Linked DNA regions of Homo sapiens: region 2 is linked to region 1. Evidence: chromatin loops called from intact Hi-C (ENCODE). Cell type or tissue: mammary epithelial cell. All regions are shown on one strand. Links, peaks and the distances in the headings refer to the core of each region. The heading gives the core; the rest is flanking DNA.

The links. Peaks named below come from ENCODE experiments on the same cell type or tissue, not always from the same donor. Only the 100,000 strongest peaks of a DNase experiment are listed, where the experiment ranks them.
Region 2: a loop joins it to region 1, with 7 times the contacts of the local background. A loop is called at or near these places in 2 of 110 quality-filtered maps.

What each region holds. Positions count from the first base shown.
Region 1 is chr12:45,263,340-45,274,808 of GRCh38, forward strand. The region is part of intron 1 of ANO6 (anoctamin 6); the gene reads left to right. Among named protein-coding and RNA genes, the nearest start is that of ANO6, 53 kb to the left of the region's middle. In mammary epithelial cell, for the core only: a CTCF peak has its summit at 5,946 (motif pointing right); a DNase peak (open chromatin) is centred at 5,822; H3K4me3 peaks cover 211 bases; H3K27ac peaks cover 2,821 bases.
Region 2 is chr12:45,410,141-45,421,609 of GRCh38, forward strand. ANO6 (anoctamin 6) reads left to right here. Exons shown (of 20, transcript NM_001025356.3): 17 at 6,559-6,764; 18 at 10,931-11,133. The region is part of intron 5 of LOC105369743 (a long non-coding RNA gene); the gene reads right to left. Among named protein-coding and RNA genes, the nearest start is that of ANO6, 200 kb to the left of the region's middle. In mammary epithelial cell, for the core only: no CTCF peak of the experiment used is centred there; a DNase peak (open chromatin) is centred at 5,421; H3K27ac peaks cover 1,030 bases.

The DNA.
Region 1 (11,469 bases), core at 1,142-9,141:
GACTACAACCATCATGCCTGGCCTGGCCTTTTTTTTTTTTTTTTTTTTTTCCTGGAGAGATGGGATCTCATTTTGTTGCCTGGGTTGGTCTTAAACTCCTGGCCTCAAGCATTCTTCTCACCTTGGCCTTCTAAAATGCTGGGATCACAGTCGTGAGCTGCCCTGCCTGTCCTAAAATGTCCTTTTAGGACACTAATAATTGTTACCTACTGTGCTATTCTCAAGGTTAGGAGCTGCACCAAGGATTTCCATTGCCTGTTTCACCTTAAACCTCTCCTAACTTTTTATAGATGTGTGTACAACTTGCCTCTGGCAGGATTACATGAAGAATGGGGGCTGAGAAGTGAGTGTATCCAACTGGGAAGAGCCAAGGAGGGTCAGAGGCAAAGGGATTGTGGCTGAGGCTGAGGTTATGTGGCAGGTAACATGCACACCATCCAGGTGTTTGTACTCATTTCAGAGGCCTTGGTTTGACAAATGCTTTAGGGCTGTGTTCACTGTGCGTGCTGACAGCTTGGCTCCCTTCTGTGAAATTTCATTCTTGTGAACTTCAAGTCACTGAAATAAAAGTAGCCTATTTTTTCCCCTTTAAACGTATCTGTTCATCGTCTAAACAAACTCCCAGTCTGTTATCAGAGCTGGAGGAGACCTTTGGATATCATATCATCTTCCCTGTTCAAACTAAACCTAAAGATTCTAAGACTTAGAAAAGTTAAGGAACATTCGGAAGGAAACCGAGGAAACCAGCTTGGTGGGTGTAATGAGGGGTTATAGCTCATATCTCTTGATTTAGCTGCTGGTCACCCCATTACCTGCTGCATGTTGTCTTCAGGCTTTATTCTCTCCTTAAAGGAATTTTTTCTTCTTCCCACATCTTGATTCCTGATTTTGTGCTCTGCTCTTTCCTTCTAAGATGTGTTATTCGAGTGTTGAATACATGTATGTCTTGGCTAATGCCTGTGAACTGGAAATTATGCTGATAAGTTTGCATTCCTTATCCTACTCTGTCCTTGGCCTACTAATTGGTTTGACAGTTGATTGTTCTCTTCATCTTGGCCTCTTTGTTTCTTGGAAAGTTTCTGTTGACTCTGGTAAAAGTAATCAGTTATGTCTTATTTAGTCCCTTTGGATAATTTTTTGGGGGGTTGGCTTTTATTAATTTTAAGAAGTAATACACCCACCATTGATATAGTAAGTGTGGCAACCTGTCATGGACCAAAGAGTAAAGTTTTAAAATAGATGATTAATATTGAGAGTAGGAATAGCACAGACATCTGAAACATTAATTTTACCAATGGTTAGTTGGTGAAACCTGACTGTGGATACATACATATTTATGTAAATACAAAAAATTTTTTGTGGTACAGTAAATCTTGCTTCTAAGATCAAATATACAAAAAAAGTTAGCATTGTTTTGTATTAGACAAAGTGCTATTATCTTCAGTTGAACTTCATATCTGTATCATGACACTAAATATAAGACCTTGGGTCCCTGATAATAAGAATTAGAGAAAGGAACGTACAAAGCCAACACACCAAATTTGGTCTGAGGCTGTGAGCTCCAATATCAAGTGGTAATTGTGCAGTTGGAAAAATCCTGTAGCTTATATTCTCAACAATTTCTGATCATCAGAGTTTCAGAAACAATTCAGAGTTATCAGGCTCTGTCATTTATGAGTGAAAGGAGCAATTCCTCATTGACTGTAAGTCTTTTATGTTGGCAATTCCATTCTTAAATTAAGGCATTGGCATTTTCATTATGAAAATGGTTTTCCTGGATTTATAGCTGAGTCCATTAATTTTGTGTTTCAAAACTGATTGGCATTAATCTGTATAGTGACTTTTATATAAAAGCAACGTAAAGTTGATTTTGTAGTCTCGATTTTAAAGATCATTTCAGACATCTCTTCCTCCCGTGTTGGATCTACTGTATTGAAATACGAAGTTATGGAGAACTAAGGAATAAATATAGCACACTCCATTTCCAAAAAGACAGATGGCCTTACCATTCTGTGTAAGGGACTTGAGGAGACCCTGAAGTGACCTATATACCCTGGCTCCACACCTCACATTTGTTCTTGCTCATTTTCTTCTATATCTTGCAGTGTGGAATGATAATAATAAATGATAATGATAGCAGTTATGTCTTGAGTGCTTACTGTCAGACCTCGTGTTATGTACCTTACCATCCTTATTCCATTTAATATTCACAGCAGCCCTATGAACAGAGGTAGTATGATGCCTATTTTACAGATTAGGAAGCTGAGACTTTACCCAGCTGATCATCCAGTTAACCTTCCCGATTCTTGTCATTTCTCTACCACCTCCAGTCCATTCTGCACATCACTGCTGGCCCCATCATGTGCTTTTCTCCTTCAGAAACACCTTCGTAGACTCTATACTGTGTAGGGATAAAGCGCAAACCTCAGTGTACCTGCAGGTTGGCTCCAACTTTTTAAATCTTATGTCCTGCAACTTCCTTACAAAAATCCTGCAGTATAGACCTACCCTAACATGAGCATGCTGTGTGTTCACCTGTTTCCCTGCCCCAGCTGGCAGATGCCTACTATTTGCCAGGCACTGTTAGGATCTTAGGGACACAGTTCTTGCCTTCAGAACAATATACTCAAGGATAAGGCAGACCTGAACATAAATCACTTCTCCTTAGCTTTTATTTCTAATCCCAGATTGGCTTAGACCCTATATCCTTGGTGAAACTTCCCCTGGCCATTCAAGGCAAAAGTGATTCCACCTTCCTCTGAATGTCTGTAGCCTGAACTGCCTGTACCACATATTTATCTTTGGGTTGTGATCTTTTCAGTTGTCTGCATCTTAACCCACTTACAAATCTTTGCAAGTTAAAGACTATAGGTTTATAGGTTAAGCCTTTATAGCTTAAAGATTCTATAGGCAAAGTCTGTGGTTCTATGTCATTGATCTCTAAACTCCAGTTTTTAAAAATATTCATAAATTTGTAAAAATCTATAAGATTTTATAAAGAAATTTTAGCCCTGGATTACCATACTTTTAAAAATATATTGCATTGTGGTCTGAGACCGTATGTATTAAAGTATAAAAGATTAGGTTGGCACATAAATATGGCATATCATTTGTTTTTCCATACTTGTTTTAAACATTGGTGCCAAGTCTTTTTTTAAAAAATTGAATTAATATTACTGTGACACTTTCCCTTTTCTTAGTTATCAGCCTTTTGACTATAAGCCAAGCTTTTAAAAGTCACTAATAAAATATATGAGGCTTAGCCTGGTAATATAGTGAGACCTCATCTCTACAAAAACGTTAAAAAATTAGCTGAGCGTGGTAGCATGCACTTGTAGTTCGAGCTACTTGAAAGGCTGAGGCAGGAGGATTGCTTGATCCCAGGAAGTGGAGGTTGCCGTGAGCCAAGATTGTGCCACTGCCCTCCAGCCTGGGTGACAGAACAAGACCCTGTCTCAAAAAACAAGTGTGTGTGTGTGTGTGTGTGTGTGTGTGTGTGTGTGTATAATATGGCTCTAGTTCTTTGAGTTATGGGGTTTGTTAAAAATGACGAAGTGGGAAACCCATTCAGGTCCCAGCTTGAGCCACTTAACAGGGTGAACATGATTTAGTCAGTAACTCCTGTTTCTTCACAAAGCAGATGAGGCCATCAGCATCACGGTGGACATAGTGGGCTTTTCACCTGTTGAAGACTCTTGTGGGTGACTGTATCCATGTTGTGCTATTTGAATTGAATCATCCATCTATTTATCTGTTATATTAGTTTGCTGGGGCTGCCATGACAGAATACTTTAGACTGGGTTGTTAAACAACAGACACTTATTTTCTCACAGTTCTGGAGGCTAGGAAGTCCAAGGTCAAGGTGTCAATACATTTGGTTTCTCCTGAGGCTTGCTAACGACCACCTTTTCTGTGCCCTCACATGGTCTTTCCTCTGTGGGCATGCACTCTGGTATCTTTCTGTGTCCAAATTTCTTCCTCTTTTAAGGACACCAGTCTGATTGGATTAGGGCACACTCTCACACTCTCATTTTCAACTTAATCACCTCTTTAAAGACCCTGTCTTTTCCAAATCCAGTCACATTTTGAGGTACTTTGGGTTAGGGCTTCCACATCTGATTTTTGGGGAGTTATGATTCCATAACATCTATTTAAAATAGCACTTACTAGCCAGGCATGGTGGCTCACGCCTATAATCCCAGCACTTTGGGAGGCCGAGGCGGGTGGATCACTTGAGGGTCAGGAGTTTGAGACCAGCCTGGCCAGTGTGGTGAAACCCCGTCTCTACTAAAAATATAAAAATTAGCCAGGCATGGTGGCGGGCACCTGTAATCCCAGCTACTCGGGAGGCTGAGGCAGGAGAATCGCTTGAACCAGGGAGGTGGAGGTTACAGTGAGCTGAGAACATGCCAGTGTGCTCCAGTCTGGGCAACAGAGCAAGACTCCCATCTCAAAAAAAATAGCACTTACTTGTTGTAAATTATGTATGAAGAGGCTAGCATAAAGAAGAAACCGGAAATAGCCCTCCACTTATTTAGTGCCTATTATTAAAAGGGGAAGGGTACAGGTATATGAAAAGATAAGTCAAAACTGTATTGAAGGGTATAAAAGAAAAATAACTCTCTCTCCCAACCCTCTCCTATTTTAGGAAACTTCTTTAAAATCATTTACACAAATGTTTAAAAAGGCCAGGTGCATTTTTTAATGTATTAGTGTGTCAGAGAGAGTACAGATATCTCTATATCTGCACACAGATTAGGCTTTTAAATAACTACATAGTATTCCATTGTGTATGTACTATAATTTACCTAATCACCTATTAACAGGCGTGTAGATTGTTTCCAGTTCCCCCACTACTCCATTACAAACAGTAGTGCTGGATTCCTTTTACAAACCCAGGTCTGGGCACAGTGGCTCATGCCTGTAATCCCAGCACTTTGGGAAGCCAAGGCAGGCAGATCACTTGAGGTTAGGATTCCAAGACCAGCCTGGCCAACATGGTGAAACCCCATCTCTACAAAAATACAAAAATTAGCCAGGTGTGGTGGTACATGCCTGTAATCCCAGCTACTCGAGAGCCTGAGGCAGGAGAATTGCTTGGACCTGGTAGGTGGAGGTTGCAGTGAGCTGAAATTGCACCGCTGCATTCCAGTCTGGGTGACAGAGTGAGACCCTGTCTCAAAAATTAAATAAATAAATAAATAAAATACATACATACATACTTAACCAGGATGAAAAAAATAATGAAGAGCTACCTAAGAAGAATAACTGGGCTCTGATCTTGGTGAAAACCATCTTTGTTTTTCACCTTCCTGTTTATTGGTCTTTACAAGAGTTGTTGTGAAAGGCATTTCATTCTTTCCTGTCCTCCAGTACCTGACCACATGCCAATACCTCTTCTTCCTGCAATAATAGGAAGGGAAAGGGCTTTCCTTGGCAACATTAGGTCATAGTCCTCCCCAGGAAGAAAGGTCTGTCTGGATCATTAACGGGCATAGACTATTTTTAGCTAAGGAAAACAATTTTTCTTGTAAGAATTGCTATTTCCGTGCTCAGGGCAGCACATGCATCCTTTCTGGCTGCTTCCACCCATTGGCAAGGGGCCAGCTCTCTAATGGAATGTGAGCAGTCTTACTGCTAATCAAGATTTATGGTGGAGACCAGGACGCCTGGCCGCTCATTGGATTTGCAGACCCTCCAAGCTAACAGCGGCAGCCTTGAGATTAAGTGCAATGCAGAGGCTCTGGTGCTGTTCCCAGGCCCTCCCTTCTTCTCTGGGGCCAGCTTCTTAGCCACAGGTATCATCTGGCATTATTTTATAAGCTGTGCCATAGTGCAGATGTTCTTTTCTGAGGAATTACTTTCATTTCTGACTCATTTCAGGAAATGAGACAGTCTATCAGAGGTATTCTTCATTTCCAGACCCCTGGAGAGTTCATTTTCACCTGGGATTTCTAACCACATGGGGGCAGTGCTTTATTTACCCAGATGTGAGAAATAACAGTAATGAATAGTCTTCTTCTAAGGCAGCCCTTACTTCCCTGCAGAATCCAGTGTGAAGGCCCAGAGGTAGCTTATGCCCTTATTAGTGTAAATATTTCTGAGGCTTTGGTTTTGTGATGCTTGTGGACATGCTGTGTGTATGGGCTTTGGTGCAGGAAAAACATAATTTAGCAACAGATTTAAAAGGTAGTCTGGAGTGTTTCTAATTACTGTTTGTTTAGTTCACCATTGCCTAATAAGTGGATTTAAGTAACCTCGGGGGTAGGGAATGTAATGTTCATATTACAGTCAACCATGCAAATCAATTTCTAACTAAGTATTGCAGAGAACACACCGTGGAGCCATTTTATAGAAGTATTCCATTGAATCTTAAATTTAGACCTGAGAGCATTTTGGATTGGGCATTTCCCACTGGTTGATGCACACAGCCATGTGTGGTACAGTCCCGTTTAAGATCCTTCGGTGGCCTTTGGCATTTAGTTTTCTTGTTAATTCAATGTAGTTTTCTTTTTAATTTTCCCATCCTTCATTGACCATAATAGGGAACTGAAGTATTAAGAGGGCCCAGAACAGTAGTTGTCAACCTTGGTTGTAGCTTGGCATCATTCTGGGAACTTTGAAATTACTGATGCCTGAGGCCACCTCCAGAGATCTGGTTTAATTATTGGAATGCAGCCTCCACTGGGATTTCTAAAAGCTCCCAGAAGATGTTATTGTGCACCAGGGGTAGTGAACCACAGACCTGAGATGTCAGGGTCCTGAGAGCTCATCTCATCCAGTGGTTCTCAGCCCTGGCTGCAGATTAGCATCATCTGGAGAGCTCATGAAAGAAGCACTGAGGTCCCACCACCTGAAACGACCTTTCAGAGGAAGGAGCCATTCTTTTTAGAAGGTGCTCAGGTGATTTTGATGCACAGCAAGAGTTAAGGTTAACTGACATCTTAGCCATCCCATGTTATAGATAAGGAAAATGAGAGCAAAAATGGTCAAATGGCTTGTACGAGGTCAGGTCCTTGTTGTTACAGAGGCAGGTCTGATGCCGCCTCCTGCTCTGTCTGCAGCCTAACACCATCCCTTATATTGGCCTGTTGTATTTATTGATGCCTCCTCATCCTTCAGGTGATGTTCCTGCCTCCAGGAGGCCTTTTCTGACTCCTCATACTCACCTCCCATCCAGCCTGGGTAAGATCCCCTTCCTTTGTATTTGAACAGCATCCTTCCTTCTTTTTCCCCTCCGACTGTCAGTTCCGGGAGAACAGGCCTGTCTTTCCTGTTATTTCTGTAACAGTAGTGGGGTTTCAGATAATATTTGTTGAATTGAAGTTCTGTAACTTTTTATTCCTCAGTCCACATGGATTGCTGAAAATAATCCATTCCTATATGCATGCTTCAGAAAAGAACTTCAGAAAGCAAAAGTTATTTTTTTTTTGAGACAGTCTCACTCCGTCACCCATGCTGGAGTGCAGTGGTGCAATCTCAGCTCACTGCAACCTCTGCTTCCCAAGTAGCTGGAATTACAGGTGCATGCCACCACACCCAGCTAATTTTTGTATTTTTAGTAGAGACAGGGTTTTGCTATGTTGACCTGGCTGGTCTTGAACTCCTGACCTCAAGTGATCCACCCACCTCGGCCTCCCAAAGTGTGGGGATTACAGGTGTGGGCCACCATGCCCGGCTGCAAAAGTTATTTCTTACCTGTCTATGGCTCACTGTACTATGGGCCAGGATCTTAAAAGCAAGAAGGACTTCCCACCCTGCCTTCCAGGAGAGAGAGTTTTAGCAAAAAATGTTTGGCAAGGATATTTTGATGACAAAATAATGAAAACAAGATTTCAGTGACCTTACATGTTACTCAAGCTATGTACAACATCCAGGGACCTTCGAATAACATACAAATGTATATGGCATAACAAAAGGGAGTATTGTGGCATTACCTAACAACAAAAAGTTGTCTGAAGTAAATGATGCTATTTTATAAATATACATTTTAAGGACTGAATTATTATTTGGTGCAAAAGTAAATGATGCTATTTATAAAAATACATTTTAAGGACTGATTATTTGATGCAAAAGTAAAAGTAATTGTCATTACTTTTAATAGCAAAAAGTACAATTACTTTTGCACCAATCTATAATATTTTAAAGCAGCCACATTCTGTTAGTATAGCTGAATTAAATCCTTTGGCTTCTTTGGATTAATATGTTTTGTCTTTTCAAATGATTTTTAAAAACTCTATCTTCTGTCATTGCAGTGTACTTAGGATCATCCTTGGCCAATGTTCTATTTTTACTGGAAAAGTATTTTCAGATTTGCACTATTTACATTTACCCTTGTAGCTGTACCAGAGACTTTTCTGTAAAAGCAAGATCACAGCTAGTATCTGCTTAGCCTACAAGTGGCCAGGAAGCTCACTGCTGAGATGCTGAAAAGTAATAATTTTCTTGGGTGAAAAATACATAGTTAAAATTTTTTGGAACTAAAACTGCAAACTGGGCCTCGTTGTAGAGTAGACCCCAAGATGTTAAGATGGTGCAAACAGGACAGAATAATAATTGAAATGTGAAGAACCTCTTTGAAATCCTAAGTCTTCATACTTTCATGCATTATTTTTAAGAGCCTTCATATTGGAGAGCAAATGGTAATGTGGCAGTGTGGAAGTAAAGTCACCATATATCATGGAAAATCTTCCTAAAACAAATATTCTTGAAACTTTCAAGATAAAGCAAATCAATTTAGTTGGAGGTAAATATAAAACGTTTTTATATTAAATAACTTTTATTGTTTAAAGATGCAAATTTTTTGTGAAGATAAAACATGAAGATTTGAAGAACCACCTTTTTGGGTTTTTTTTTCTTTTCTTTTTTTTTTGCTGCTATGTAGGTGAAAAATTTAACAAAAACTACTAATGAGTAACCAACTTCTATCACACAAACTTCAGAGGCTCAGCAGTGCATTCTGGAAGTGAAGAGAAGGGTCAGGAGAGAAAAAAGGGTTTTTTAAATATGTAAGACTGCATTTTCAGTGTTTTCATCTATGTCCTGTCATCAAACTTTTATAACTACCCTGCAAATTAGGATTTATTCTGACCAGATTTTTACATTTACCTGTTCACTAGAGAGAGGAGCCAAAATTTAAATCCAAGTAAGTCTGATGTCCTTGTGTTTTTACACTGAATATGGCCTCTCATGTCATAAGAAGAGAGAATTCTCCAGAAGAGACATTATTAACTATGAGCGTTTACCATGCTGGTGGAAGAGGGCTGGCTTTAGCTTCCCTTAGAGTTCTTAATAAACACAAATAAGTTGATGAGAAAAAGTGTTGGCAGTGGTATGGAAAAAAGGGAATCCTTGTAAACCATTGGGAATATAAATTGCATAACCATTATGGAAAACAGTATGAAGATTCTAAAAACAAAAATCAAAAATAGAACTACCACATGATCCTGCAGTCCCACTTCTGAGTATATACCCAAAGGGAATGATCTTAGTATCTTGAAGAGACATTCACACTTTTGTGTTCATTGCAGCATAATTCACAATAGTCAAGATATGGAAACAACCTAAGTATCCATTGATGGATGAATGGATAAAGAAATTTTGGTCCATATATACAGTGGAATGTTATTCAGCCTTAAAAAAGAAGGAAATCCTGCCATTTGTGACAACATGGATGAACCTGGGAGATGTTATGCTAAGTGAAATAAGCCAGACACAGAAAGACAAATACTGTTTGACCTCACTTACATGTGAAATCTAAAACAGTCATAAAACCAGAGAATAGAACAGTGATTGCCGGGGGGCTGGGGGAAATGAGACATGTTGGTCAAAGGGTACAGAGTTTAAGTTAAAGAGGACTAAGTTCTGGGGATCTAATGTACAGTATGAATGGTGATGGAGTGTGTTAATTTGATTGTGGTAATTGTTACACAGTGTATATCAAATCACATTGTACACCTTGAATATATTCAATCTTTGTCAATTAAATATTTTAAAATGGAAGAAAGGATGGCCAATTTTGATCAAAAGTCATATAGTCAGATAGAATTTTGTGATCTGACTCCCAGAAACTACACATTTGATTTGGGGAAGGCAGCCAAGCAAAATAGTTGATAATTTGCTCTTTTCGTTTGATTCCTAGGTTTGAGAATCTTGGCTTTCCTACCTACTAGCTGTGTGATTTTGGGCAAGTCACTTAACCTCTTTGTGCCTTAGTTTCCTCATTGGTAAAATGGGAATGATAAAACTTGATTGCTATTGATTTTCTTCTCACATGCTGTGAGTTAGAAAAATGTAGGAATTTGTAGAATGGTTCTGTTCTGCTCCAACAAATTGGGTTCTTTGCTGTGAGCCTTGGTCTGCTTCCTATTTACGCCTCCCCATTAGAGCCATTTCTATTTCACAGGCACAGGGATCTCTTCTGTTGCTTCCTGGGAGAATCCTGAAGGAGGCTTGCCATGGGGTGAGGCTTCCTTGGAAACAGAGGCATAGTGTTCTAAATGAACTGAGGGTTACTAAGTGGTCTGAATACACTTATGGGTAAGGAATGTTATCACAGAGGATTGTTCATTCATCATGAGTCACAGAGCCTCCCAGAACTTTCTCTTGGAGCTCATGCTTATCTCAGCAGCACGGGGCACAACTGACCACTCCCTGCTTCCTGAAATTCTTTTTTTACTTGGCTTCATGATGCTACTTTATCTTGATTCTGCTCACTGCTCACTTGTTCTTTCCCAATCTCTCCTGCTGGATCCTTCTCTTCTTCTGGCCCCTAAACTTTGGAGCACCCAGGGCTTAGTGCCCTGACCCTCTTCCCCATCTCCACTCCTTAGGTGATCTCATTCATTTGCAAGGCCCTGAATGCCATCTGTATGTGGATGACTTCCACATACTTATGTCCACTCCTTATCTCTCCCTTGCTTTACAGCTGTCGGCTTTACTTCTTCACTTAGTTGTTTAGTAGATGAGTTGAACTTAACATTTCCAAAACCAAATTCTTGATTTGTTTCGTGAGTCTATACTTCCTCCATTGTTTTAACCTATGCAGTGATACCACCTAGTCACTCAGGCCCCAAAGCTGAAGTCATCCTTGATTCCTGCCTTTCTGTGACACCTCGTATTCTCAAATTCAAGCACCCAACATCCCCTGCGCCCACACCTAAATCGGAGCCCAGGCCACTACTAAGTTTTGCAAGGACTCCTGTAGTCGCTTCCTGCCACCATTCATGCACCTCTTGGTCTGAGTTCATAGAACAGTCACAGTGATCCTTCTCTTTTACACCTTTATACTGTCTGTAGTGGCTTCTCTACAAACAGTATAAAATTCAAACTCTTGGCCATGTACTGTAAGGCCTCTGCTACCTCTCCATCCTCTTCTCTTCCTGCTCTGCGTGTCTCTTAACTGTGCTCTAGCCACACCTGTCCCTTGACATGTCACTCCTTGCCTGGCCACTATCCTCATCATCCTCT
Region 2 (11,469 bases), core at 2,187-10,186, 150 kb after region 1:
CCTGGAGTCCGTGCAGGCACAGCTGTTGGCCGATACAGTTCTGAACTGAGTCAGTTAAGCAAGCCTGCAGGAGCATGCAGCTTCGTGGCAGGAATGGTCCCGGGATGCCCACTTTCACATCTCATGCCTGCCTTTGACAGCCTATTTCTTCTGGCCAGTGGTTTCTGCCTGGTTCCTTGAGTGACTTCATGGCTCATAACTGGCCTGAATTTGGAACCATTGTGCTGGTCTGGAATTAAGATTTAGCACAGGTCCTCTCTTTCCTAAATGCCTTGGTCCATTTTTATATTATTTGCTTGGACTCTTAATTCTTTTCAGTAGAACTTGATTTTGACCTCTCAGTTGCCTTTAAACGGAAGCATCTCAAAATAGATTTCCATAGGAAACACCACCTTTTGTATTATGCATGACACGCTTATATCTAATAGATGGCTAACAATTTACATGGTTTTTATCTGTGCCCTTTCAGCTAACCATTGCATTCAATTACAGTTTTTTTTAAGCTTAGGAGAATAGAAAAAGAAACACATCATTTTTGTTGACAGGCTTTGCATTTATGCACAGGGCTTTGCATGTTGGCAAAGACACCCCTTTGTGGTTCCTGTTTACAAGTCTGCAGTTAGAAGGTGGTTTTTATTAAATCACATTCTATATATAAAATAATTGCTTTTAAAAATATACATTATACATGGAAACACATCTGCTTCCTTCAATGAGTAAAAGGTTCATCTTGTGGCTTCTTTAGTCAACAGTACTTTGCAGCAGCCTGGAGCCTGTTTTGAATTTCATTTTTGCTTTGTTATGTTTTGTGACCAGGTTTTATTAAGGGTGTAGCTGCAGTACATATGTAGAAGCTGTCCTTAGTTAGTTATTATTCTGCTGATTTTCAGAAGGACTGTAAGACAATTACCTGTTGTTCAAAAATGAGTCATAATTGTAAATATTTCTTATTGGAACTATTAACAGCATTTTTAAAAATCCTGGGGCAGAATGTCATTTATTATTTTTAAAAAGTTATTTTTCTGTAGTTGATTAGTCAAATAAATGACATCAGAAGGGAAAGTTATATGGTCATGTGCTTTGGGGAGAAGTTGATAGGACTTTTAGAGTTTCATAGGCTCTTTAAAATAGTTATCAACCAAATAATTCTGCCTCATCCTGCCCTACAAGAAAGTATAGAATAACAGCTGTTATAGACAGATTTTTAGGTTTATTAGGTTGTTTTCCTGTTATCTAAATAGTATCTAATGACTTAGAAAACTTGATTTCTGAATTTCTGGGAGTAGGCAGTCTGTCACTGTGTGGGCAACAGGAGAGTGAAATCTGTGTTTTGTCCTTCTAGTCTGTGAGAGACATAATTTCCAAGTGCCTTTTGAATTGTTTTCATTTCCCTAGAAATAAACATTGAGTGCCTTTGGTATTGGTCTCACCACCACACAGTCCCCTCCTTCCCATTTCCCCATATTCCTTAACAACACCACCATCTACCTTTTAAATTGTGGCTCTAACTGCTTAAGGGAAACATCTTCCGGAAAGCAAGCCTCCAGGCTTGCTTGGCCTTGCACCCAGGCTCAACTCTCTTTCCTTCTTTCCTACCTGACAAGTCCTGCTGAGCCTCAGCTGGGCCCCTGAACTTTTCAGACAGCTTTGCTGCTCTTTTCTTCTAGGTGTTAGCAGCACCTGCTGCCTGCCGTGGTGGTATACGCTCTGTGCCTGCCTCTCTCCCCATTGCACCGAGCCCGATGGAGGCAGCTACTGCGTCCTCTGCTAGAGCGCCAGTGCCTGGAACCTTATACTCATAAACATTTAAGCAACTTGAACTTGGAGCTCCAACACACATATAAAACTGTTAGTTGATTTCACATTAACATCCTTCACCCACTTCTCACCAAGTTCTGTATGACCTGTTTGAGTGAAACGTTTTTTATTTAGTGAATTTCCCACCATCCTTTGAGATTATTGGAGTAACTCTGAGCTGTTAACCCAAATTGCTTCTCTAAGAGTGTTCCTGACTCCAAGTACACAGACACAGAACATAATAAACGTAGTTGTCTGTATTCAAACCTGGAAGCCATAAATACTGTTTTGTACTCAGTAATGTACTGCAGACACAGGTGTCCTGAGAACTTGATGAGGCCTTCCTGGTGGGCAAGTGCCATAAACAGAGTGCACTGAAGTGATGAGTGGGCCCTGTTTGTCTCTGGCACTGCCTCTTCCACCCTTGCCGTGGTACCTTGATCTCACTTTCATCTGTCTCCAAGTTAATTTTTTAAAATCTGCTAAAACAATGACCTTCATATATGATTTTCTCCATGTAATGAAGATCAGCTATTCTTCAGCAGCTCCTCGTACCCCTTTCTTTTTCTTCCTCCTATGCTGAACCCACCGATGCCTCTGCTGCACTCTCCAGGACTCAGGCCTTCTTCCCTTCATGCTCTCATCTCTGCTTGGTTCGAGCCCATCACCTGCCATGAAGTCTCCTAACCTTTGCAGGATGAGCTTTCCAAAAGGGCAACTAGGTAATTGGGAGGATTTGCAGTCCTCCAGCTCTTCATTTGTTCATTCATTCATTCACTCATTCATCCATTAAACATTTATTAAGCACTTGCTGTGCCAAACACTCTCAGTTGCTGGGGATACCAGGGCACTTGGTCCCTCCCCTCACGGAGCTCAGCGCTTGGTGCATGGTTAAGGAGAATGCTAATCAGACTTCCTTGAGCAGGTGATATTTGAACTGGATTTTGAAGGGTGAATGGAAGTTAGTTATCTAAAGTATGGTGAAGAGAATGGACATTTTGTGTGGAGAGGTGGACATATTTAAAAGTACAATAGCTTGATCAAAGAATGGCAAGTGAACAAAGGACTCACAGGTGGGAATATCAGGTAGGCAGGGGCCATATCATGATGGGTCTGGTGTGCTTAGCCTGAGGACTTGAACTTTATTCTTAAAGAAATTAGGATCCACTGGAATATTTGTAAACAAGATAACTGCATAACATTTATGTGGAATAAGATCAATCACGCAGCAGAATGGAAGATAATATTTTGGATGAGATTCGTGGTGGGAGGGAGATGATTTAGGAGGCTACAGCAGGTAACCCAGACAACAAGTGATAGGTGCCTAAATAGTGGGCATAGGAGTAGAGAGAGGGAGATGGATTTGGTAAGTGTTAAAGCGGTGAATTGCATAGCAGATGAGGAATAAAATTAAGATAACTTCCAGGAGACCATATATGCAGGGCAGAACATAAGGAGAGGAGCTGTTCTCTAGGAAATGCCTAAGTGTTGGATATTTTTAGCATGAAAACATCTGAAAGGCAATGTCCATTAGAAAGTTGGACACAACAGTCAGGAGCTCAGAGGAGCCATGGGTGAGGCCACGAGGGTGAATCAGGCATGCCTAGCAGGAATATCAAGAGAGATGGACAGAGAATTGATGATGAGGCCCGGGGGTAAAGGGACATTTGAAGAGTGAAGAGTGAGGGAGGCTCACAAAGAAAAAGAAGAGCAGAGCAGTGGGAAGAAGTCTAGCAGAGTTGTGTCAACACAGAGAAGGCTTGGGAGATGATAACGTTGCTTCAGAGGAATTTGGACATGATGGAAAAGGGGCATAATGGGAAATACAGAGGGGGAAGAAAGGAAGAGCCAGCACCTACACAAGTCCTAATTGCTAGACCTGGGTTGGGAAGTGGAAGCAGTGCTATAGCTAGGTAGGGCTTTTTTAGTTTTTTTGTTTTTCAATATATATTTTGACTTTTTAAAACTAAGTAAAAAAGAAATCAAGGGGAAACAAATATTCCACAGCAGGGGGACTGTTTGACCATGTCACATAAATCTTGGCCGTACATTTCTTATGGCCATGTTACAAGAAATCACAAAAATCAGGACTGAAAAGGAACATCAGCTTATGAACATGCAGCCACTGGCAAAGTTAGCAAGAGTAGGTCCAGTGCAGTGGTGAGGGTCTCAGCAGGATGCGGGGCTTCAGGGAGTAGTTACTCTACCACTTGTTGTGAAGGTGGACACTTCCTTCAGAAAACTCAACTGTAACATGTAGAAGCAAGCAGAGAAAGCATTAGAGAGCAGTATAGGATTATGAAAAAGTTGCAGGCAAGGGTTGTTTTTTTTTCAGTGGGTGTTTTGCGTTGACTTTTTGTTGTTGTTATTCTTGGTTTCAAAAGTTGCTTATAAAATTTTTCTCACTTGAATATCAGAACAAATTATATGGGCTTTTTCTGGTGTTTTATTTTTAATATAATATTTTTAATCCATCTGGAATTTATTTTGGTGTCAGAAGTGATGGCCCCATACCAATTTTTCCCATGACTTAGCTAGCTGTGTCAATACTTGCATCCACTGCTTCAAAGTATCACTTTATAATATATAAAAACCCATGAATATTTGCATCTCCTCTTAAAATTCACCCTGGTTAATTCATACTATCTATTCATATACTAGTTCTAAACTGTTTCAATTACCATAGCATTATAATACACTCAATATCTCCCAGAGCTATCCCATTTTATTTTTTCACAATGTTCCCAATACTGTCTATGCAAACATCCCTGTTCATTATTTTACCTGTTTATATTTCTTGAAGAACTTTAGTATCACTTTTCAGCTTTTCTTTTCTTTCTTTGAAAGACAGGGTCTCGCCCTGTTGCCCAGGCTGGAGTGCAGTGGCACAATCCCGGCTCACTGCAACCTCCGCCTCCTCATCTAAAGCAATCCTCCCACCTCATCCTCCTGGGTAGCTGAGACTACAGGCTCGTACCACCATGCCCAGCTAATTTTTGTATTTTTTGTAGAGACAGGGTATGTTGCCTAGGCTGGTCTCAAACTCCTGGGCTCAAATAATCCTCCCGCCTCAGCCTCCCAAAGTGCTGGGATTACAGAGATTAGCTGCCATGCCTGGCTGACCTGTCAGCTTTTTTTTCTTAAATCCATTTGGGATTACTAACAGAATTTACATTAGAATTCTAAATTATTTTGTGGAAAAAAAATTTGATATGTCCCTGAATTCAAGTTTGCCCAATCAAGAGTTTGGCACATCCTACCACTCATTCATTCATCATTATTTGTTTTTTCTTAAGTCAATTATCATAGTGGTCTTAGTTTTCTCATTAATTTATTTCTAAATAGTTTATGCTTTTGTTGTCATTATAAATGGTATCTTTTCTCTTTTGGATTTTTAACAAGGTTTACTGATAACATAATCCTAATCTCTGGCTTCTCTTGAACAATCAGGAGATCTGGCAACATGGAGCCCTCATTCCAACATGGCAACTATGAGCTGTCCCTTTCCATAGGACACACGCTTGCTAGTTTACCACAGTTGACGGGCTGACTCCACACATGGCTATTACTTGCATGCCCTGCGGGCTGATGAGTTATTTAGGGTTGGGTGAGTCATAGGGAAGTTGACATCACTGCTTATTGCTGCTGCTCATGACTCTGTAGCATCACCAACTCTGGTCCTTGCCTGGCTGACTTCTCTGCATGAGTGTTCCTGCCTGGCCTGTGGGACTTACTGGATCCTTCTAGCCCTGTCTGCTCTTCTGCAACATGCCCTTTGGCTCTCTGACCAGAAGCAAATGCCAGCTCTGCTTGCCTCGCCACACCCTCCACAGCCTTGCCCTTCCTGACAGAGTCATCCCTGCCCCTTGTCTGAGCATGAGGCCTAATGGAACTCTATGTTTTCCTCCCATCCACAGTTTTAGTTACATATCTGTAGATGTTTCCTCTGAAGGTCTGCCAGTTAGGAGGGCAGGGTCTAAAACTTGAGGATATTTTCTTACTTCTTCCTCTCCGTGGTATCACTTACCCCAAAATCTCTGCTGCCCCATTTTTAATAAGGCCGTGTCAATTACAAACAAGGAGAAAAGAACTTCTAAGCCACCACTCAAATTTTGACTTATTATGACCACAAGGACTGCAACTAACTTCAAGATTCTTAAGGAAGGATATTATAATTTATTAAGACACTTTTATCACATATATTTCTGTGATTTCTATTACTGTCAAATTCTCTGAATGCACTGCATTTGCATTTGCAGACTCAGGGGAGCTCACTCATTTGCTTGTTCTCAGCATATTTCTTCTAACGTTCTCTAAGTATAGCCTTCCCATGGGTCCATTTCTTTTTGTCTTTAACTTGTTAGATAATGCCACAATATTTCTTTTTTCTTAAAAAAAAAATCCTAAACCACAAATCTTCTTTCAACATTCTATTTCAACACTGAGAATGAATAATATGCTTATGATGTCTCAAGTTTATTACCAGCGAATAATTCTGGTTGACTAAAGATGTCTAAATATATTGTTCCTATTAAGTGTATACATGTGAAAGAAACAGGCTATAATTAATCTTCTTTCCAGAGATTTTATATTTGTGTTTTGTTTGAATTCTTTCACTGTTGAACACTAAATTATTATTTACCACAGATGTGTTTTCTCTCTGGGATTTAGTTCGTTTGCCTTTCTCTTTCAAGAGTAAAGGAAAATATGTTGTCCTTCCATCCACCACCACTCCATGATGTGTGTCCATTCCATTGACAGTTATTCAGTTTGGGTTCGTCACCTTATTTGTGGCCTCTTTTCCACTGGCCCCTCTGTTGGCTCTCGTGAACAATATATTGGAAATAAGAGTGGACGCATGGAAACTGACCACCCAGTTTAGACGCCTGGTACCAGAGAAAGCCCAAGACATTGGAGCATGGCAGCCCATCATGCAAGGAATAGCAATTCTGGCTGTGGTGACCAATGTGAGTAGACCTAAGCTTTACAGAGTAAAGACCTTGAAGATGCATTAGATTTGCTACCTAAGGAATCAAATGTTTAGTGTTTTTTAAAATGAGAGGAAGATGCTAAGTCTGTCATCCACATAAATGATATAGTTGCTATATATAACCACTTGTTAAATGTATTTTCATTTTGTATATAATTATTTTTAACTGTCAAGACCTCCTATACAGGTACTGTTATTGCTCATTTGCTAAAGTTTTTATTCAGTATGAAATATGGTAATGATAAGAAGTACTAACACTTTTAATCCTCACATAACTATAAAAGGAGTTATCAGAAAATGTTTTTTTTATAATGTGGGTAGAAATCTGTTCATTTAGAGTTTGAGGGCCCTAAAATAAGATCATTCTACCATATTTTACTACTACATATTCCAAAGCATCACCCTAAAATATTGACTCTGATGGTGAAGTATAAACACTTTGTGCACTCCTAATTACCTTCCTTGACTCCAGAGCAGCAGCTCTTAAAGGAGGAAGGTGGGTGGGTTTCATCACCCTTCCCACCCCACCCTTAGGTCTTTGCTCACCATGCTTTGGTCATTGGCTGAAGCAGCCTCATGCCCTGTATGTATCCCAGCTGTGAGGGGACAGAACTCAGTTGTTTACAGCCTGTATTCATTGATTATGGGCCATCTGAACAGTGTCATTTTTATGTACAGGCACACAGGAAGTTCTCAGGCAATGCAATTTTCATGCCAGCCCATTAGAGGACCACCTTCCCAAGAAGTATCCCAAAACTAGGGCCATTTCCTCCCATATTTCACTGACAGTCTCACTCCCAGGTGAACCTCCCTAACAAAGTGATTCCCCAGTTTTGTTTTCTTAAGCCACATCTTCCCTGAGTCCCCAGCCAAAACAACAGAAGTTGGCAGTGCCTGTAGTTTAGGCTCTGGATGAGGGAAGTTACTGAGCACTGTAGGCTCTAGAGTCAGGTAGACCCGAACTCCACTTCCCAGCACTGTAGCTCTGAGCTGCATGATCTTGAGCCAGGCCTTACCACTCCAGAGCCCTATTTTATTATTTGTAAAATTATTAATTCCCTACCACATATCATAAGAATAGTACATACCAACCACAGTGTTAGGGAATTCATTGAGTTAATGCATGAAGCCTCGTTTCTATTGAATGTTAGCTGCTGTTATTTTATCATCTTCATTACTCATCATTGTTATTAACAGTAACGCTGTGAGGACTCTGACAGGTACCCCAATTGGAGGCACAGGAATTCCAAAAGCAACCACTGTCTGGACAATGGTTACAGTTTTATACAATAAAACAAGTTATCTGGAACCTAGCTGTCATCCCTACCCCAGAACCGTACATTTATCTGAATTGCATGCTATCTGTACTATTTGGAGAAAGTTGCAAATCGCACACAAAAACCAACTACTGGGGTATGTCAGTTTCCTTTCACCCAGGTACCCCACACCTTCAACATCTACTGTGCTGCAAAATGAAGACTGCTGTTTAGAAAAATGGCAGTGAGGCCTTTCAAGTTCCTCAGTCATAAAACAATGAACATGACAGCACGTTCAATATGCTCTAGTACACTAAGCTGGACAAGAACATGGACTTGTGTGCTTTAAGAAAATTTTCAGCAACAAAGTTTGAAACTAAAAGGGTTTTTATTTTACCTTCAACTAACCAGAAAATTCAGTTGACTCAAACTCTCCCTATTCCTCAAGCATTCTAGATTGATTGTATTAGGTACCTTTTCCCAGCATCCATGCCATGGCTCTACTCCATGAGCACAGATGGAGGATTGGCTGTTTCCAAGGCGACTCAGTGTGTGTATGTGTACAGACATTCACTCTGGCTAATTGGTGCTATTGGTTCTTATCCAATAATGGCTTTTTCTTATCACTTAACCTAGGAAAACTGCTTATTAGATTTGTGACATTGATTAAACTATGGGCAATCCCTTTTTCCATATTAGGATTTGTTATACTTCCAAGATGGCAGTTATACATCCACATACATAGACATCTATGTTTATATGTGTGCTTGTGCAAGCATTAAATGTGTGTCTTATTCCCTCAAACACCCAGTGTGTATCTCACAACCTACTGTCTACAAAAAGAGAATAACCACCAGGATGAGAGTGGGCATCAAGCAGGAATTTGGTATAAAATCATTCATTTTAAAGCTGCTGGTTCAATAAATAAGCTGAATTGACATTGTTGTATCATGCCAGAGCATCTGTTATTGAAGACCAATTTTAATTTATTTTTATATAAATGGAAAACTGTGTGCAGAACAGCATGGGAAATGAAACACACTGCATTTATTTGTGCTCTTGCAGCATGTCTCTCAGAGCAGCTCAATTCAGGAAGAAAAGTATCTTGTCAGAAGACAATAGAATTATCTTCCTTGTTGGAATTTTTTGTAGCTTCTGATGCACATCTGCCAGTGATTCTATAAAAAGATATAGTTGAGTTAAATGATAATAGCAAAATTTAATCTATTGAAATCTGAGGGAAAAAAGGTAAAATATTCGTGTGGCTCCCCAGTACTGACAGGCAGAAACACACTCATATGTATATGTACATTTTTCACATCAGAGGAAATGACAAAGCTGGTTCTAGTGAGGGAAATTTTGTAATAGAAAAGCCCCCTAATTGTTTTTTCTTGCTTTGCCTGAGATTTGGTTTGTGGTCTCACTATGCCTAAACCATATGTTCAGATGAATACTATTAAAAATCATGTTAAGCCAAAAACATGTCTACTTTTCTGCTTCATCAATGACAATCATTTAGCTGTTTTATTCACATAGAATTTGGTTTAAAGTAAAAATCCTTTCTCCTTCCTTCCAACCAGTTTTACACACTGGAGAGTTTAAAGCCCAAATTAAAGAATTTTAGAGAAAATTCATATAATTCAGAATAGCTTTACCTCCTAATAGATGTCTCTCTGATACACAGGTTTATGATTGGCCCATATTTACTCCTTTTATCTAGGAACATACTAAATTTTCTGTATGTTGTTGTTCAACTTATAATTTTCATAACTTCATCCACTTAATCTTTTTGAAGTTTAGAGACTTAGATACTAGATCAGACTAAACAGACATTATTGTTTGACTATGAATGGGACAACCCCAATATAATTCTACTACCCAAATTTTGTTAAAATTAATAAATGCTCACACTCTATAATGAAGCAACAAACATAACCATGTACTGAGAGTTTAAAACAAATCAGGTCATGGTTTGACTTGTGTAAACAAGTCATAATACTATACAGGAAAAAAGTGAACTTAGAGGTCATTATTTAAATTTAGATCAAGGAAAACATGCAGTTTACCTTCTGTGTTTATGAAAAGAGCTAAATCAATTATATAAAGCTCAATTATTTTCATAATGTTGACTCTGATTACATGTGCAAGTCTTCTAGGCTGAGATCAGTGGCTCGTACCTATAATCCCAGCACTTGGAGAGGCTGAGAGGATTGCTTGAGGCCAGGAGTTCCAGACTAGGCTAGACAACATAGTAAGACCCTATCTCTACAAAAAATGTTTAAAGATTAGCCAGGCATGGTGGAGTGTACCTGTAATTCTAGCTACTCAGGAGGATCACTTGAACCAAGGAGTTCGAGGTTACAGTGAGCTGTGATCATGCCAGTGCACTCCAGCCTGGGCAACAGAGCAAGATCTTATCTCACTATCTGCATATATTTTGCAGTTAAGAAAAAATTAAGATTTCTGAATCTTTAAAAAAAATTGACACGATGAAAATAGTAATTCTGGCATATTTGTTAACCTGACCTATACAAACTATAACTTCGGCCAGGTGCAGTGGCTCACGCCTGTAATCCCAGCACTTTGGGAGGCTGAGGTGGGCAGATCACCTGAGACCAGGAGTTCGAGACCAGGAGTTCAAGACCAGCCTGGCCAACATGACAAAACCCTGTCTCTACTAAAAGTACAAAAATTAGCCAGGCGTGGTGGCACGTGCCTGTAATCCCAGCTACTCAGGAGGCTGAGGCAGGAGAATTTTTTGAACCCAAGAGGTGGAGGTTGCAGTGAGCCGAGATCGTGCCATGCAGCCTGGGCAGCAAGAGCGAGACTCCGTCTCAAAAACAAAAAACTATAACTTCATTTTCGCTTTGTTTTTCTCCCAAAATAGGCCATGATCATAGCTTTCACGTCGGACATGATCCCCCGCCTAGTGTACTACTGGTCCTTCTCCGTCCCTCCCTACGGGGACCACACTTCCTACACCATGGAAGGGTACATCAACAACACTCTCTCCATCTTCAAAGTCGCAGACTTCAAAAACAAAAGCAAGGGAAACCCGTACTCTGACCTGGGTAACCATACCACATGCAGGCAAGTTCTGCTTTACTTGTTTAAAAATGCACTTCATCTTTAAAAGGGTTTTTCTTGTGACTTAATTCTGTTTGGTGTCATTTTTAAAATTTTTATTTCTTTATAACTTCAGGATCAATCAGGTGCTTTGGTGTCATTTAAATCAAGCTGCTAGAGACATTTTTTCCCCATAGCTTTCTCTTGAGTGAAACTCAGAAAATGTATATATATGTATATTTATTAAAAAGTTAATGAAGACTAGGGGTAAAACTTTCAGACCAGGGGTAAAACTTTCAGACCAAACCATAAAGATTTAAAGTTGAGAGTTTCAAACGATTACAGGGAGATTGATTCCAA